Regions from separate parts of the Homo sapiens genome. Here region 1 is linked to region 2. A link is a contact called in ENCODE Hi-C or POLR2A ChIA-PET data. All regions are on one chromosome and are shown on one strand. Each heading gives the region's core, a stretch centred on a gene start or an enhancer-like site at or near the end of the contact. The rest is flanking DNA. Distances are from core to core; before and after follow the strand shown.

What was found. A loop is a pair of places that touch in the nucleus more often than their neighbours do. ChIA-PET counts read pairs that join two places held with the same protein, here RNA polymerase II (POLR2A). Pooled maps may share reads with other maps.
Region 1: a loop to region 2 is called in a map of OCI-LY7, with 2.1 times the contacts of the local background. The contact joins the promoter of PPP1CA here to the promoter of ACY3 in region 2. A Hi-C loop is called at or near these places in 3 of 168 maps with a recorded cell type or tissue (HL-60/S4, OCI-LY7 and naive thymus-derived CD4-positive, alpha-beta T cell), 5 of 37 single-sample maps with no recorded cell type and 10 of 50 pooled maps. POLR2A ChIA-PET finds 5 or more read pairs at or near these places in 9 of 52 experiments (B cell, CD4-positive, alpha-beta T cell, CD8-positive, alpha-beta T cell and 6 more).

Annotation. Positions count from the first base shown.
Region 1 is chr11:67,399,537-67,404,386 of GRCh38, reverse strand. It overlaps PPP1CA (protein phosphatase 1 catalytic subunit alpha), which reads left to right and starts at 2,529. Exons shown (of 7, transcript NM_002708.4): 1 at 2,529-2,659; 2 at 3,188-3,319; 3 at 3,468-3,698; 4 at 4,722-4,826. The coding sequence starts at 2,605. TBC1D10C (TBC1 domain family member 10C) reads right to left here and starts at 304. Exons shown (of 9, transcript NM_001369496.1): 1 at 33-304. The coding sequence starts at 184. RefSeq lists a silencer at 2,268-3,047.
Region 2 is chr11:67,649,480-67,654,364 of GRCh38, reverse strand. ACY3 (aminoacylase 3) reads left to right here and starts at 3,635. Exons shown (of 8, transcript NM_080658.2): 1 at 3,635-3,782. RefSeq lists enhancers at 3,354-3,413, 3,484-3,563.

The DNA.
Region 1 (4,850 bases), core at 1,280-3,779, 250 kb after region 2:
GCATTCCGCCAGCCCTCACCCTGCCCCCTTACCCTGGCTCTGCTGAGCTGCCCCCAATGAATCCATAGCGGTCGGCCTGGCGATATGGGCCAGGCCCGCTGAGCTCTGAGTCGGACCCCAAGGAGCTGGAGTCATCCTGCAGCTCGGGAGGCTGCACCAGGTCCTCCCCCAGGGCCTGGGCCATGGTGCCCGGGGCCTTCGATGCCACAGGCAGAGAAAGTGGGGAGAACCAGTGTGAGGGGCCACTCCCGGCCAGCCTGGGGCCTGGCTGCGGGGTCAGAGGGGGGAGGTTTCAGGGTATCTCACCAAGCCCCCTATGTCTCCTCTTTTATGGGGGCAGGGGCTAGGCCCTGCCCTGACAGAAAAGCCAGGCCTCTGTCCGGAGACCCAGCCCCAAGCCCTGCCCCTGTCCCCACCAGCCCAGCTCACCTCCCGCAGCACCTCACCTCCTCCTCTCACTTCCTCCTCCTCCTCACACAGCTTTGGCAACCGCTGGGGGCCCCTCCCAAGGGTGGGGGGTGTCACCCCTTCCTCTCTGAGGCTCTTCCTGCCTGCCCCAGTGCCCCTGAGCTGTGGGCTCCTCCCACCTTCCCCATGGCCCCAGTGACTGCAGGCTTGAGTTCCTGTGCTGGTGTGGAGGGCCCAGGACTGTTAGACGCAGGGGCCGGGCCACCTCCAGTTCTTTTGTTTGTTTCTTTTGAGACAGAGTCTCGCTCTGTTGCCCAGGCTGGAGTGCAGTGGCGCGGTCTCAGCTCACTGCAACCTCCACCTCCCGGATTCAAGTGATTCTCCTGCCTCAGCCCCCCAAGTAGCAGGGACTACAGACAAGCACCACCATGCCCGGCTAATTTTTGTATTTTTAGTAGAGACAGGGTTTTTGCCACATTGGTCAAACTCTTGACCTCAGGTGATCCATCCACCTCAGCCTCCCAAAGTGCTGGGATTGCAGGCATGAGCCACTGCGCCTGGACTTCATGTTTGTTTCTTGAGACAGGGTCTTGCTCTGTCACCCAGGCTGGAGTGTAATGGCACGATCTGGGCTCACTGCAACCTCCACCTCCTGGTCTCAAGAGATCCTCCTGCGTCAGCCTCCACAGTAGCTGGGACTGCAGGCGCGCACCACCATGCCCAGCTAATTTTTGTATTTTTTGTTGAGACAGGGTTTCGCTGTGTTGCCCAGGCTGGACGCAAGAGACCATCCCGCCTTAGCCTCCCAAAGTGCTGGAATTACAGGCCTGAGCCACCACGGCAGGCCCACTTCCAGTTCTGAGGTTACTGGCATGTAAAGCACCAACTCAGGGTTCCAACAAGAATTAAGGTTCATTTATCGTCTGCTCTTCTTTTTTTTTTTTTTTTTTTTGAGACAGTCTCGCACTGTCGCCTGGGCTCCACTTCCCAGGTTCAAGCGATTCTCCTGCCTCAGCCTCCCAAGTAGCTGGGATTACAGGAGGCTCCCATCATGCCCAGCTAACTTTTTGTATTTTTAGAGAGATGGGGTTTCACCATGTTGGCCAGGCTGGTCTCGAACTCCTGACCTCAAATGATCCGCCCGCCTAGGCCTCCCAAAGTCCTGGGATTACAGGCGTGAGCCACTGTGCCCAGCCACGTCTGCTCATAAAGTAATTATTTTTATGTGCACACCCTGCAATATTACTGTGCTACTCAAAAGCTAATTATGGGGCCAGGCTTGTTGGCTCACGCCTGTAATCCTAGCACTTTGGGAGGTCAAGGGGGGTGGATCACTTGAGGTTAGGAGTTCAAGGCCACCTGGCCAACATGGCGAAACCCCACCTCTGCTAAAAATACAAAAATTAGCTGGGCACAGTGGCGCACGCCTGTAATCCCAGCTACTCCAGAGGCTGAGGCAGGAGAATCGCTTGAACCCGGGAAGTGAATGTTGCAGTGAGCCAAAGTCGCGCCACTGCACTCCAGCCTGGGGGACAGAGCAAAACTCTGTCTCAAAAAAAAAAAGCGAATTATGGGACTTATAAGAAAATATTAATTTAGCATGCCCCAAGGACCAAAGTGCGCTGGGAATTCAGCCGTAGCTGTCTTTGAGTGTGGTCAGCCGCCTGGGCGCCACAGAGACCCACGAAGAAGTGGGGGGTCCTCCGTGAATGCGAGGTCCAGGCTGTTTTTATCTCTTGAGCCTCAGTTTCCTTTCCTGCACTTGGAGCAGTTAACCCTCAGTGCCTAGCAGCCGGTTATTAACATGTTCACAACACCTTCCACCCAGGGAAGGGGTGGGAAAGTCTGTTGGGCTTTTGAAAGAGAAAAACAACTTCCACAGTCCTTCCGGCCCCACATCCTCTGAACAGGGCTGGGCGCCTCCTCTGGGGCGTAACCAGCTTGGTCACGCCCCCGACAGACCCCGCCCCCAGCCCGCCGCCGAGGCCCCGCCCCCCGGGCCGCCGCGCCTCACGTCCAGCGGGGGCGCTAGAGGGCGGGGGACTGGGCGGGGCGGGCCCGGGAGGCCTGGAGGCGGGGCCGCGGGCCGGGGGCGGACTGGGGCGGGCGGAAGGAGAGCCAGGCCGGAAGGAGGCTGCCGGAGGGCGGGAGGCAGGAGCGGGCCAGGAGCTGCTGGGCTGGAGCGGCGGCGCCGCCATGTCCGACAGCGAGAAGCTCAACCTGGACTCGATCATCGGGCGCCTGCTGGAAGGTTGGTCGGGGCGGGGGAGGCCCGCGTCCGCCGCGCCCTGGCCCCCTGCCCGGCCCGGAAGTGGCGCGCGGGCGGGCCCCCGGGGCCAGCTTAGACTGGGCGGGGACGGGCAGCGAGGTTCCGTGGCCGCAGCTGCCCCCCCGCGGACGCGCCTGAGAGGTCCGGGGCCAGCTCCGACGCGCGGAGCAGCTCCCCCCCTCTCCCGGGCTGGGGGCGCACGGGTTGCCTGGGCTCTTGGGGCGAGGGAGAAACCCGGGAAGCCCGGTCCAGGAAGGGGTCCTGCGCTGTGAGGTTTTTGGTGGCAGCCCCCTGCGCACGACAGTCGCCTCCCGAGGCGCTGAGGGTAGCTGGGGGCTTCCCCTGGGAGGCTTGAGGCCGCGGTCCCGGGAGGCTCAGCAGCAACAGCTGCCTGTGGGCAAGGAGGGGCCGAGGAGGCCTAGGCGCCCCCGGAGGTATCCATGGGGCCACCCGTGTCGCCCACCCTCCTCCTGTCAGGGTCCAGGGTCCTGACACCCCATTGCGCCCCAGTGCAGGGCTCGCGGCCTGGCAAGAATGTACAGCTGACAGAGAACGAGATCCGCGGTCTGTGCCTGAAATCCCGGGAGATTTTTCTGAGCCAGCCCATTCTTCTGGAGCTGGAGGCACCCCTCAAGATCTGCGGTGAGCCCCCGGCCCAGGTCCCCTTGCCTTCCTAAAAGTGGCACTGGACCCCACAGAGTTCCTGGAGCCCTCCTCCCTTGAGCGCAGTCCTGGCCCTGGGTTCAGGTCTAGACCTTGCATCTAGCTTACCCGGTTCCCTGGGTCACAGGTGACATACACGGCCAGTACTACGACCTTCTGCGACTATTTGAGTATGGCGGTTTCCCTCCCGAGAGCAACTACCTCTTTCTGGGGGACTATGTGGACAGGGGCAAGCAGTCCTTGGAGACCATCTGCCTGCTGCTGGCCTATAAGATCAAGTACCCCGAGAACTTCTTCCTGCTCCGTGGGAACCACGAGTGTGCCAGCATCAACCGCATCTATGGTTTCTACGATGAGTGTGAGTGGTCTGAGCGTCTGGGGCTGCCCGGGTCCTGAACCGCACTCTTTGCCATTCAGTGGGACCTTCACATTGGCCTGATATCTGACAGACACTTGATAGACTGTGCGCTCCACGAAGGCGGGGCCCAGGTCCGTTCTCGTGCCTGCCCTGCCCCTCCTGGCATGGGGTCTGGGGAATGGTTGCTGACTGAAGGGCTGCCCGGATTCTAGTGCTTTCCCCCAGGGCCCTGCCTGGTGACACTCCCCCTACATTTGCTACTAAGCACTTAGGATGTTTGCAGATGGGCTCTGCTGTCCAGAAGCTGAGATAAACCAGACCTGGACTTGGCCCGGCTCATGGGTGGGGGCATGCGAGGAGTGCCAACCCTGAGGCTGGTCCAGATTGGAACTTAGTTTCCAGTGGACTCGGGTGCTTTAGAATTACTTCTGGCAGGAGGCCGAGGCGGGAAGATCCCTTGGACCCAGAAGCTCCAAGTTACAGTGAGCTATGATCTTGCCACTGCACTCCAGCCTGGGTGACAGAGCAAGACCCTGTTTCTTTACTTTTTTGAGACGGAGTTTCACTCTTGTTGCCCAGGCTAGAGTGCAATGGTGTGATCTCGGCTCACCACAACCTCCGTCTCCTGGGTTCAAGCGATTCTCCTGCCTCAGCCTCCCAAGTAGCTGGGATTACAGGCATGCGCCACCACGCCTGGCTGATTTTTTTGTATTTTAGTAGAGACGAGGTTTCTCCATGTTGGTCAGGCTGGTCTCGAACTTCTGACCTCAGGTGATCCGCCCGCCTCGGCCTCCCAAAGTGCTGGGATTACAGGTCTTAGCCACTGCGCCTGGCCAGATCCTGTCTTCTTTAATTAAAATAAAAAGTAACTAGAATTGCTCCTGGAAGGCTGACAGGTGGCAGGGGTGGGGGGTGGTTTGCATCGGTGCCTGACTCTCTCCTCCCAGCCACGGCTGAATAGCCCAGGGACCCTGGCTGAGGGTGGGGTAGGCAGGCACCTCACAGCCACCTCCCCCTGGGCAGGCAAGAGACGCTACAACATCAAACTGTGGAAAACCTTCACTGACTGCTTCAACTGCCTGCCCATCGCGGCCATAGTGGACGAAAAGATCTTCTGCTGCCACGGAGGTGAGGGAGGGGATGGCTGGGGAG
Region 2 (4,885 bases), core at 2,386-4,885:
CGGGCAGTGGGGTCCCTAGGGATCTTACTTATGGCTGATCATCTCCAGTGAACTGTTTTGTTTTTTTGTTTTTTGTTTTTTTCAAGAAAGAGTTTTGCTCTTGTCGCACAGGCTAGAGTGCAATGGCGCGATATCAGCTTACAACCTTCGCTTCCTGGGTTGAAGCGATTCTCCTGCTTCAGCCTCCCGAGTAGTTGGGATTACAAGTGCCCACCACCATGCCTGGCTAATTTTTTATATTTTTAGTAGAGACAGGGTTAGCCATGTTGGCCACGCTGGTCTTGAACTCCTGACCTCAGGTGATCCTCCCGCCTCAGCCTCCCAAAGTGCTGGGATTACGGACATGAGCCACCACGCCTGGCCGCAGTGAACTGTTTCTTGTGTACTGGCTGGTTGTAGCCAAGAGACTCGATGGCTTCTTGTCTTGTGTTGCCTTTTTGTTTTTTGTTTTTTGTTTTTTTTTTGCCCTTCCTGGACCTGGCCACAGTTGCTCAATACCTTAAGGGTAATCTCAACCAATGGAGATGTCAGCATCCCCAGTGTCCCTTCTGCTTTTTGTAGTTTATCCGCATGGCTTCTGCCACTGGAGTCCTGCTACAATTACTGTTTTCCCATATTACCCACCCAGCAGCTTAGAGGCGGGATTGGTGGTGACACAGATCCCACAACTCTTGGCCCACACTCAACTAGTTTTAAAAATATATTGGTGGGGAGGGGCGGGCATGGTGGCTCATGCCTATAATCACCACGCTTTGGGAGGCCGAGGTGGGTGGATCACTTGAGCTTAGGAGTTCGAGACCAACCTAGGTAAGATGGTGAAACCCTGTCTCTATAATATTAGGTTGGTTCAAAAGTAACCGCTGTTTTTGCCATTGAAAGTAATGGCAAAAACTGCAATTACTTTTGTACCAATCTAATTTTTTAAAAATTAATTAATTAAAAAAAATTGGAAGGCATAGATTTCACTCGGCAAGGCAGGAAATCTTGTAACTGCTCTATACTGTGGCTCTGCCGACCGCCCGGCACTGCTCCAGCAGATGCAAACTGCCCGAGATTTTGATGAATTCACTGAAGGAAATAAAGACATTGTGTTTAAAAACACAGCAGAAAGGTTGGGTGTGGTGGCTTATGCCTGTAATCTCAGCACTTTAGGAGGCTGAAGGGGGTGGATCACTTGAGCTCAGGAGTTTGAGACCAGACTGGACAACATAGCAAGACCCCATCTCAAAAAAAAAATTAGCTGGGTGCGTGCCTGTAGTTTCAGCTACTTGGGAGGCTGAGATGGGAGGACTGCTTGAACCTGGAAGTTGGAGGTTGCAGTGAGCCACAGTCGAGCCACTGCACTCCAGCCTGGGTGACAGAGCCGGACCTTGTCTCAAAATTAAAAAAAAAAAAAACCCACTGCAGAAGACCTTCAGAATTGCTTGCCTCTAGAAACCATGCTTTCCTCAGAACATCTAACCCTTCAAAAACTACAGCAGCAGCCAGAACCCACCATTCACGCTGACGCATTCCTTTGTGATAAAGACTTCATTGATTCATTATGTGACAAAGGGAAAATGAGCAGAAACTACTGGGTGGTTCACACCAAACAGAACCTTTAGACCGATTGCTCGTTCCTTCTCCCTCATGGAATTGAAGTTCATTTATCTTCATGCACTCCCTGATCAATCAGGAAAGGCTGTGGCTGACGTCAGCTCCAGGCTCAGCACAGTCTTTATGGGGTGATCTTATAGCTTAGCAGTGCAACCCTGTGGAGTAGAACTGAACGGAGACTTTTGCCAGTTGCAGGAAATGGTCATTAAAAAATACCAGTTTATTCACAGAATAAAGGTGCTTCATGCAGACATCTGTCCCCAGGGTTTCTTCTGCAAAATGCTGATGCTGCTATCATGAATAATGTCTTCAAATATTCTCTTAATGAGGCAGAACAAGCCGGAGCTGGGAATACATTTGTCATAATGTAAGGAAGCAGATCATCATCAGTGACAGTGCCAAGTCTTGAAGATTCTCTCCTGGGTCTTCAGACTAATACACATTTATCTCCCTGGGTTGAAGAAGTACTGTGGGACTATGATGTATACCCACAAAAGGATATTGACAAAGAAGCTCTTTATTTATTTATTTATTTATTTATTTATTTATTTATTTATTTATTTTCTTTTGAGACAAGGTCTCACTGTGTTGTCTAGCCTGGAATGCAGCCATACGATAACGGCTCACTGTACTCACGGTACGATTACCTCCAACTCCCCGTGCTCAAGTGATTCTCCCGCCTCAGCCTCCTGAGTAGCTGGGGCCACAGCTGTGTGTGCCACCACCTGGCTAATTTTTTTTTTTTTTTTTTTTTGAGACAGAGTTTCGCTCTTGTCGCCCAGGCTGTAGTGCAATGGCATGATCTCGGCTCACTGCAACCTCTGCCTCATGCCTCAGCCTCCCAAGTAGCTGGGATTACAGGCACCCACCACCATGCCTGGATAAATTTTGTATTTTTAGTACAGACGGGGTTTTGCCATGTTGCCCAGGCTGGTCTTACACTCCTGACATCAGGTGATCCACTCGCCTCAGCCTCCCAAAGTGCTGGGATTATAGGTGTGAGCCACCGCGCCCACCCTAATTTTTTTTTTTTTTTTGGTAGAGACAGGGTCTCCCTATGTTGCCCAGGCTGGTCTTGAACACCTAGGCTCAAGCAATCTGCCCCCCTTGGCCTCCCAAAGTGTTGGGGTTACAGGTGTGAGCCACTGCACCCAGCTGACAAAGAAGCTCTTGAACAAATTCATTTAATGAGATTCTCTAGCACTAAAATAGTCCTACCTCATTGTAATGTTTTGTAGAGTATCTTATAAAACAATGAAAAAAAACCAGTATTTTAATACATATTTTTCTGTATATTTCCTTCTAGCCTTTGTACATATGATCACATATTTGTAAAAAGTTGTATGTATATATATACAACTTTACCCGCTTTGTGTGATGATATGACAAAAACATTTATCTGAAAAAAGTATTTTTTTCATCAAATGGCAGAGCTCCTGTTTCTGGTAACCCGGGGTATGGCAAGTAGGGGCTCTGGGAGATGGAGCAGCTCAGCCTCCTGTGAAAAATTCTGTTTCTCTAAAAAAGAACAAATTCTCATGCTGGGCGCGGTGGCTCACGCCTGTAATCTCAGCACTTTGGGAGGCCGAGGCGGGCGGATCACGAGGTCAAGAGATCGAGACCATCCTGGCTAACACGGTGAAACCCCGTCTCTACTAAAAATGCAAAAAATTAGCCGGGCGTGGTGGCGGGCGCCTGTGGTCCCAGCTACTCAGGAAGCTGAGGCAGGAGAATGGCGTGAACCCGGGAGGTGGAGCTTGCAGTGAGCCGAGATCGCGCCACTGCACCCCAGCTTGGGTGACAGAGCCAGACTCTGTCTCAAAAAAAAAAAAACGAATTCCCAAAACTAGTCCCACTGTTGTCTACCCAGATCCGGGATCCGGGTTGCCCTTGGCCTGGCCAGAGATGCCTCTCAATCCCCCACGGCACGTAGAGCCAGACAGAAACCGAAAGCAGAGGTGCCCTGCGCTGAAGTCTAGAGATCCCACTGCTAGGTCCAAAGAATTTACCCTTTCAGTCAACCCACGGGGCAAAGTCCACTTTCTTCCCTGAAGGAGCAGCACAGAACAAAAGCTCCAGGCAGCTGCTTCCGCTGTTTCGGGGGTAGGGCGGAGTGACAGCCCCACGGGCCACGCAGCAAGCAGAAGATCCCCGGGAGTCACCCTCAACCCTCTGGGGCCACGTGGGTGAGTTCGCCCGGGGAAGGTGCCGCGGCCCACTGCTTTACCTTAGTGAGCCTCAAGAAGTTAGGATCAGAATCCCAGTCGGCCCCATCTGGGTCGCCAGAGTTTTGTTACCCACACAACGGGTGGGCTCAGTTGCTTGGCGGGTGTTAACTAAAGAGGATTTAATAGGGGATTTTATTTCTTGCAACAAGTAAGGAGAACACCTAGACAGCTCCCAAAGCAGTGTCTCCCCGAGCTGAGGGCTGGGGCAGGTTTTATAAGCATAGGGTAATGAGGCGTGATCTGATTGCATCTTGCAATGAGGTGATGCTGGGAGGCATGATCTAATTGGATGCTGACACAGGGGGGAACCACAGCTCTGACCCCTCTCTGGGTCTCAGTTTCCCCAACTGCAGTGAGGAAATTGGCCCCCGTGATGATGCCCATGACATCACCATCCTCTGCCCTCACTCATGCTGGGGTCTCCATGTGCCCATTTTCAAGCTTGTGCCCGCCCTTTGTTCCTCACTCCCCACAGCTGCCCTTGGCCAGGACTTTCACAGGGTGGAGCCAAGGCCCAGAGAGGGCACTGAATCTCTCCAGGTCACACAGCCTGTCAGGGAGGTGGGGCCAGAGCCAGGTCACACGTGTGCACACAACACACACACACGCACACATGCTCACGCACATGCACGCACACACGCTCTCAAGCACATGCACACATGCACACACATGCACACACACTCTCATGCACACACGCACACATGTACACACACATGCATGCACACATGCACACAATACTCTCATGCACATGCACACACGTACACACGCACACATGCATGCTGTCACACATGCGCACACACGCACACATGCTCTCATGCACACACGCACACATGTACACATACATGCACACATGCACACAATACTCATGCACATGCACACACATGTACACACGCACGCACACACGCATGCTGTCACGTACACATGTGAGTGCACACACGCACACACATGCTCTCATGCACACGCACACATGTACAGATGCACACATGCATGCACACACATGCACACACGCGCACACACTGCCAGGACTGGGGGCTGCTGTTTCTGAGGGTTCCTGGACCCCG